Regions from separate parts of the Mus musculus genome. Here region 1 is linked to region 2. Evidence: chromatin loops called from intact Hi-C (ENCODE). Cell type or tissue: gastrocnemius. All regions are shown on one strand. Links, peaks and the distances in the headings refer to the core of each region. The heading gives the core; the rest is flanking DNA.

Region 1 (4,391 bases), core at 256-4,255, 72 kb after region 2:
CTCCTGATCTCTTAAATAAAAATTCCCATATTTCACACTGGGATACAAGCACACAGCCATTAAACAGGCAGAACCTGGGTGGGAGGGGTGTGGTTTCTAAGATTCCTCCCTCTGCCTCACTAGGTACTAGGCTGTCTCTGAAGAAGCAGGGGTTGACTGCCTGGGGAATTTTCAAGTCACCCATCTCCAAGAGTGGAGTTCAGAAAGACTTTAGGGTGAGGCTTGTGTTTTAGGAGCCATTAACAAAGAAGGAGATGGAAATCAAGTCGTGTTAAGAGTGTTCTGTGCTTCGTTACCCAGCGGATGGAAAGGAGTGGTCGTTAATTCAAACCACGATGGGTTGGAAGCCAGCAGCCTTCCTCAAGTTGTTCTCCAGCTTCTGAAGGCTGTGTGTCGGGTAGTCAGCTACCCCTGTTTATCTAGAACTGAAGATTTCCTGCCTGGGACACGAAACTTTGGTGCTGAAACCTGGAATGTGCTAGAAGCCTCGTAGGAAGCTGAGCTGAGTCAGTCCGTTAAAGGGGCAGCTAGTCCGGGAGAAGGGGTGTACCAGCTGGCCTGAGCCAGTGTCCCTCAAAGTCTCATGGGATATAGCCTTGTTCCCTAGCCAGGCAAATTGGCGCATAGCTGTTATGCCAGTACTCAGGGCATGAAGGCAGGAGGGATCCTGTGGGGTGTATACAAGGCACTGTGTCAAAAGACTTGGGGCTGGTGAGATGTCCCAAGCGTAGGAGGAGCGCTTGCTACCAAACCAGACAACCTGTGTCGAAGCCTCAGGATCCACATGGGGATGGAGAGAACTGACTTTTGCAAGTTTCTTCCGCCCCCATTGTCCACCACGGCACAGATGGCACCCCCAGAGATTCACATGCACCAAGACAAAAACATGTTTGTTTTCAAATAGACTTTGTACCCAGTGTGCTGCCATTGAGGGACGAGAGGGACTCACTCCATGACCAAGAGGTGACTGTCTTGGTTCAACCACATCTTCCTTTGATCTTAGTCTATCTTGGGCCCCAAACAATGGTCAATAGATTATGGGCTTGGTAGCTCCAAAACAAAGGGCTATAAGGTCACTTTCTCTTAGTTTGTTATCTCAGGGATTTGTTACAGTGCTGGAACACTGACCAACCCCTGCCCTGCAGCTTCAGGAGACCCGAGCCAGGCAAACCCTGAGCCCTGCAATTCGTACTCTCATCTGATTGGTTTGAGATGGGGGTAAAGAATGATACTTATTCCATGCCTGGCACAGGGTCATCCCCAAAGAATGGGTCACATTTCTGCTTGGGCAGGGAAGAGTTAAAACAACCCTCTGACCTTTTCATTCCAAGCGTGCCTAGGCGAGGGCTTTTCTGAAACTTGCTGTTTTCCTTGAGCTTGGGTGTGCTGGGTTAAAGGATTACATGGCCCTCTTATTGAATCTCTGGGTGAAACAACTGTACTATTCCCACGTTAATTTTTTATTAAAACTAGAAAAGTCTTGAACCATCCTGAGAGGAGGAGGAGGAGGAGGAGGAGGAAGAAGAGGAGGACCTACTAGGTCTAACCTGAAAGTGCCTAGCTGTTAAGTAGAGGAGGAGGGTCCTTTTGTGACACATGGTTTAAAATTCCAGGTTCTGCCCAACTCTGGAGGCCACTATTCCTCAGCCAAGCTTTCAAATGTCTGAGATTAGAGCCCATGCTTGTCTAGAGTCCAATCTCGGGCACTGTTGAGTTCTGCCTGTTTGGGTTCATGTAGCAGAAGCTTTGAAGATCATTGCTGTCCTCCCTGTGACATTCAAGGCTGGCCTCAGACCAGGTTTGGAGAGGTGTGCTGGCCGGGTGGGCAGCCAGCTCCCTGGATAGGGATCAGATGAACTTCTCTCAGAGACCTGGGAACAAAGTCCCAAAGCTTTGACTTTAGAGGCTTGGAGCTGCGAACATTCCTTGCTGTTGGCAGCAGCCGGGCTCTGGGTTTTTGGTCAGTCTCAATCAGCAAAGGGCAGAAGCTGCAGATTAAAGTCAGCTGCCCCACAGACCTCCCTGGCAGGTTTATCTGAGGACTGGCTGGTGGTTTAGATTGCTTTATCTTTGTTGCTGCTCCAGGCTGTGGGTGAGGGGCTGCCACAGAGAGCTGTGCATCCCTGTAGGCTTTTTGGAAGCTTAAGGGGATTGAAGTGCTGGCCTCCTGGCTTCCTCTTGGGGGTTTAAGGACCAGCCAGGATGCTTACTCTGTGCGCCAGTACTGAGCTCCCTCCGTGTGCCCAGCACCATGCTAACCCCCCTAACTCCCCCCTCCCCCATGCCAGGACATTATCTCAGCCCTCACTTATCACCATCTAGAGTCCTGTGCCTTTATGTGGTTATGCTCTTGTCAATTTCTCCACTCTATCTGTAAATACCAGGAGGGCTGTGGCTGTGTCTTCTGCACTGGGATATTGGCTGGCTGGCTGGCTGGCTGGCTGGCTGGCTGGGGCTAAGGGATGGAGGAACCCTATGAACATCAAACAGCTAGCTCAGGAGAAGAAACAGCCTGGTTGTGTCTGATCCTAAGCTTTTAACAGTCAGGGCAGGGGGCGTGGCTCAGTGGTTAAGAGTATTTGCTGTTCTTCCAGAGGAGCCAAGCTTAGATCCTTGTAACTACTTTGGGGAGCTCACTGTCTGAGACTCCAGATCCGTTGCCCTCTCCTGGCCTCTGTGGGTACCTGCACACACGTGGCATATACATACTCACAAGCATGCACATATACACACACACAGAAGAATAAAAGTCAGCCTTTTAAATGTTTTCATTGTGTGCATTCATTGTCTATGGAATGGGTTACATAAGGACATTTCCATGTGAGTATATCACGCACTTTGAGGGCGTTCTCACACCTACCCCTTTCCCTTCATCCCTCCCCACCTGTTAGTCCCCTTCCTTCCTCTAGCCAATTTTGTACCTACTTTAATGTCATATATATATATATATATACATACATACATACATACATATATATACACATGCATACATATATACACACACACATATATGATAGATAAATACCATATATATGTATTATATATATATATCATACACACACACACACATGCGTGTGTGTGTGTGTGTGTGTATGTGTGTGTGTGTGTGTGTGTGTGTGTGTGTGTGTAAAATCTAGTAACCACAAATGAGAGAAAAAAATGTGATTTGTCTGAGACTTAATTTCCCTTACTGTGTTTAGCTCTGGTTGCATCCATTTTCCTGTAAGCCATGCAACACTCTTCTTAATAGATGAGAAAAAGTTTCCATGTGTCTGTAAAACATGTTCTATATCCATTCCTCTGTTGATGGACACTATGGTTGGTTTTATGACCTAACAGCAGTTGGCGTTGATGTGTGTCTCCCTGATGTGTTGAGTTACAGTGCTTGGGTAAATGGCCATAATTGGGGAGAATGGTAAATCTCCTTGTAGTTCTTCGAGGCATCTCCCTGCTGATTTCTACAGTGGCTGGATTGTCCTTCCCCGGCCTCTAAGCTCTGCACGTGCGCAGTGTGTGGGTGCTCCCTTTCCTTTGTATCTGCACCTGCAACAGTTGCTGTGTTGTTGTTGGATACAGTGTCTCTCTTTGCAGCCCTGCCTGTGCTGGGGCTCCCGTGGTTTCCCATTTCTCTGACCTCTAGGGAGCTTGAGACTTTTTCACAGATATTCCCTGTCCATTTGCTCTGCATCTTTCGAGAATCCCATCAGCCCATCTTTCTGTTGTTTACATCTTCATTCCTAGGCAGGCCCAGGTAACCCCTCAGGGAAGCTGGCAAGGACTGAGGCTATGCTTGGTGTACTGGTGAGATTTCCTGAGATGAGAGTTGAGGACTCTACAGCAAAGTTGAAAACAACTTGCGGATCTGAAATCCATCTAGCCTTCCTTGCCTTAGGAACAGTGCGGACAGAATCTTTGCTCAAGCACCAGGGCCATGCCACATCTAGGGGACACCGACCTGTGGTGCTGTTGATGTTATCTTTTCTTTAAAAACTGCTACTGAGACTCTTTGAGCATGTGTGGGGTGTGTGTGTGTGTGTGTGTGCGTGTGCACACGCATTCATGTGAGATAGAGAGAGAGACAGACAGAGACAGACAGAGAATCGGCTCAGGTGCTCCTTAGAATATGTATGTCTACCTTGTTTGTTTTAAATGGTTTTATTATTATTTGTGTGTATGATAGTTTGGCTCTGTATACATCTGTGTGCCATATATGGGCCTAGTGACCTCAGAAAAGGGAGTTGGATCCCCCGGAAGTGGAGTTAGACAATTTTGAGTTGCCATGTAGGTGCTGTGAATTGAACCTGGGTCTTCTGGAAGAGCAGGAAGAGCATCCTCTTAACTACCAAGTCATCTTGTTTTTGTTTTTTTGTTTGTCTTTGTTTTTTTTTTTT
Region 2 (4,391 bases), core at 217-4,216:
CTGTGCCGTGCCTCCCTGCCCATGAGGGAGGGCTGTGCCGTGTCTCCCTTCTGCCAACATGGACTCTCAACCCCGTGGAACTGGAAGCCAAAAATAAACTCTTTCTTCTACAGATTGTCTTGGTCATGGGGTTTTATCGTGAAGAAAGTAACAAAGACACGTAGAGAAAGTCCAAGGGTTTGGACTTGTGCATTGTTCCACCTGACCTTCTGTTACTTGTCTGTGACTCTATTGCCTATCTTTCCTAGGCGTTCTCCTACCACATCCATAGGCCTCCTTGTGTTTCTGATATTAGCCAGTATGACCCTGTGTGACACCTTGAGATGGCTTTTCTCAGAGACAGATCCATGCCTCTAGGAAACAATTAGTTACTGTCAGGTACACATATGCTCTAATAATGCGGCATACTCTTCCCATGTGGTGTGTGTGTGTGTGTGTGTGTGTGTGTGTGTGTGGGTGTGTGTGGTGTGGTGTGGTGTATATGGTGTGTGTGGTATATGTGTGTGGTGTATATGTGTATGGTGTATGATGTGGTGTGTGTGGTGTGTTGGTGTGTGTAGTATGTTGGTGTGTGTGGTGTATGTGTGAGTGGTGTGTGTGTTATATGTTGCTTTCCTCTGTGTGTGTGTGTGTGTGTGTGTGTGTGTGTCTGTGTGTGTGTGTGTGTGAGTGGTGTGTGTGCTCATAAAGGTCAGAGGTCAGCCTCTGCTGTTACTCCTTGGAAGCAATGGTCTTATTCAGCCTTAGATGCTCTGAGAGTTAATTCCTTCCCTCTGAAAGCTCATGAGGGTTTTGGCCTTTTATGTACAAAATTAAACATCATGGATAGCCTGTGGTCTATGTAAGGGTAAAAACATTTTTCTTTCCTTTATTTTCCAAGTTGGACATGGGCCATTTCCATTGCTGTTTTGGGGACAGACATTTTTTCTAGCTTACCACTGAGAACATAGCCCAGCTATGGAGGAGAGTTCTGATGGACTCTCCATCTTGGCCAGGCTGGGGTCTGTCTCCACTTCCACACACTCTCTGAGGCCTCCAGCTGCAACGCTCAAGGTCAGCTGGATTGGCGCATTGCCTTAAGAACAAGCTAGCTTCTCCATCTTCTCCAGGTCTTGCTCTTCCTTCTCCTTTGACCCATTTCAGTCCTGCTGCCCTCTCCTTGGGTGTCTGCAAAGGGTTGCAGACATCTCACCTCCTGTTTCAGGAGAAAGTAGGTCATGGCGACCAATTATTGCCAGAGCATCACTCTCTTGCCTATCTCTGTAGGATGAGAACACGCTACAGGGAGAGGCCCAATTCCAGTCCTGCCTTCCAGCGAGCCTCAGCCTGACACAAATGCCCTGAGCCTTTGAGCATCAATATAAGGTTTGGTGGTAAATTGAGGGTCAAAGGAGTAGGATAACCTCAAAGATTCTGTGATCTCAGGCTGATATCTTCTCTTTGTCTCTGCCTTAATAGAGTTGGTGAGGCAAAATTCCAGCTTATAGAAAGGTGACCTTTTTATAGTCTCTCAGGGAGCTGCTATCGGCCATGTCATGGGACTGGTTCAGAGAACATGGCAGATGTTAAATGTCAAAGAAAAGAAATTTAAAACAGTAGGCTGGAGAGGTGGTTCAGTGGTTAAGAACACTAGTTGTTCTAGATGGCCCACATTCTGTTCCCAGCATCCATACTGGTTAAGGAGGAAAAACGTAGAAAAGGATAAAAAACTGACATAGGATTTCCACATGCCTGTTTCCAAATGCTTGGGCAGTTTCTAAGACAGTATTTATCTATTTAACTCCAGCTGTCCTGGAACTCATTCTGTAGAGTAGGCTGGCCTTGAACTCACAGATCTCCCTGCTTCTGCCTCCCCAGTGCTGGGATGAAGGTGTGTGCCACCACCACCCTGCTACTGCATTTTTATTTTTTTTATATTTAAAATTTTATATTTATATATTTGTTTATATATTTTAACTTTTTACATCTAATTAAAAATTTTTAGGAGCAGTTTGGGACTCTGTGTGGGACTCTGTCTGTAGAGTTACGGAGAGAGGATCTGCTGCGTCTCAGAGCATGTGTGTACCTGACAGTGACTAATTGCCCCCTAGAGGCATGCATCCATCTTCAGTCTCACCAACAGTGTAGCCTTCCCAACAGTCCCTGTCGCCAGAGCACTCTAGTCTATGTCTCACATCTTGGACCTTCTGCTGCTCTTAGGTTTTACTTGTTTCCTGGCCTAGGGCCTCTCGTTTGGTCACCCTGAGGTTGACTTGGATTTGCTTCTGAGAGTTTGGGTCCTTACTTGTCTTGTGTGCTCTGGGGCCTGGTACCACGCTCCAGTCTTGGCTCTGGATTCTGGAGCCCAATTACTGTGTGGTTTTGGAGCAGTCCAAGAGACTAGATAGCTCTTTCTCATGCCAACCCAGATGATTCGGACATTTTCCACCATAGGAGAGATGGCGTGCTCCCTCCCTCCCACCTTGAGGATCCTTAGGAGAGCTTTAACAGCGTTTCTTGAAACATTTTGGCATGTTAATACCACACCATCTGTGTTGGCCCGAGGCCAGGCCACATGAACCATCTGTGCATAGCTCCACCTCACCCAGCCTCGGGCCTCAGATACAAAAGTGATGACGGAGCCAGTCCGACCAGCTCAAGACAGCCTGGGAACCCAGCTCCTCATGTGTTCTCCTCCCTGTAAGACACTCCCGTTTAGGTGGCAGCGGCACCAGGAGTGGCAGCCCATGTGTGAATCTCAAAGTTTCTGGTTTTTTCTTACCAATGCAGACTGACCTGCCTTAGACTCGTCGCTTTGTCAGTTTCCAACTTTGGTATCTCTAGCGCTGGTGACTCAACCTCCCTTAGCTGCTTATACCTTATTTGAACAGGGAGGACACAGTTTAAACGGACAGGGTTATTACACAAGAACACGCATAGAAGATGCTATCATTCTTTCTGGCATACACGACGCAGGATTGCTTTGGGTAGTTAAGGGGATACGGTGGAGAGCGCTGGGCTTCAGTTCTGATCCTGCCAACTCTCAGGATGCCATTTCAACCTCTCTGAGCCTCATCTTCCCCTGCTTGCAAAATGGTTATAAGGGTTTCCCCTTGGTTCATTGAATCAAAATATAGAATATAAAGTATAAGGCATAAAATAGCTGTTCAGTAGATGTTAATGTCCTTCTTTAAAAAGATTTATTCATTTATTTTATGTGTCTGAGTTCACTGTAGCTGTACAGATGGTTGTGAGCCTTCATGTGGTTACTGAGGATTGAATTAAGGCCCTCTGCTCTCTCCAGTCGGCCCTGCTCGCTCCGACCCTGCTCAGAGTCCAAAGATTTATTGATTATTATATCTAAGTACATTACAGATGTCTTCAGACACACTAGAAGAGAGTGTCAGATCTCATTATGGTTGTGAGCCACCATGTCGTTGCTGGGATTTGAACTCAGGACCTCTGGAAGAATAAGCAGTCAGTGCTCTTAACAGCTGAGCCACCTCTCCAGCCCCCAAAATATTTGTTATTATTATTAGATTTACTTATTTATATATAAGCATAACTATACTAACATATTTATATTTAATTACTATAATTAACACAAAACATAATGTATAAATGAGATATTATTATTATTATTATCACTTTTACCATGTGACTTTGTCTGGCTTGGAACTTGCTATGTAGACGAGGCTGGCTCCAAACTCACAGAGATCTGTGTACCTCTGGCTCTCCTGAGCTGGATATGAAGGCAAACACCACTATGCCTGGTTTTACTTTTATTTCAGTATGTATGTGTGTGCGGTGTGTGTGTGTGGTGGTGTGTGATATGTGTGTGAGTGTATGTGTGTGTGTGTGCCTATGTGAAGATTTGTTCACATGTGTGCAGGTGTCTGTGGGGCCAGAGGCTGGAGTTACAGATGGCTATGAGCCACCCAGTGTGGGAGCTGTGAACAGAACTTGGGGCTTCTGCAACAGCAACAAATTCTTTTAACCAGTGAGCCATTTCTCCAGTCTCAAAAATATTATTTTTTAAAGGGAAAACAAGAGAGAGAGAGAGAGAGAGAGAGAGAGAGAGAGAGAGAAAGAGAAAACACTCTCTCATTATCCCGCCACTTGAACAGGAGCTGGGCAGCCCTTGTGTGCTCCCTTCCAGGACTTTAAACGTGCATTTTCTCAGGTGGCCATAATGACAGGATCCCTGCAGTCCTGCGTTCTGTCTCCCACAGTACGGTGACATAAGTCTTTCCCTGTGTTGCTACATGCTATTTGTAATCGTAACTATTTTTACGGTTGCATTCCATTCTTAATTGAGACCTTTGTGCACATGTCTCTCCCGTATCTCACGTTACCCCCATGCTCTGAGGTTTCAAAAAGTCAGAGTGCAAACACCTCTGTAGCTTCAGGTT

Evidence for each region. Hi-C counts contacts between places; a loop is a spot of excess contacts. Peaks named below come from ENCODE experiments on the same cell type or tissue, not always from the same donor. Only the 100,000 strongest peaks of a DNase experiment are listed, where the experiment ranks them.
Region 1: a loop joins it to region 2, with 2.2 times the contacts of the local background. A loop is called at or near these places in 3 of 42 quality-filtered maps.

What each region holds. Positions count from the first base shown.
Region 1 is chr11:79,835,222-79,839,612 of GRCm38, reverse strand. No RefSeq gene overlaps it. Among named protein-coding and RNA genes, the nearest start is that of 9130204K15Rik, 41 kb to the right of the region's middle. In gastrocnemius, for the core only: no CTCF peak of the experiment used is centred there; no DNase peak of the experiment used is centred there; H3K27ac peaks cover 1,971 bases.
Region 2 is chr11:79,906,983-79,911,373 of GRCm38, reverse strand. No RefSeq gene overlaps it. Among named protein-coding and RNA genes, the nearest start is that of Gm24454, 15 kb to the right of the region's middle. In gastrocnemius, for the core only: no CTCF peak of the experiment used is centred there; DNase peaks (open chromatin) are centred at 1,114 and 2,537.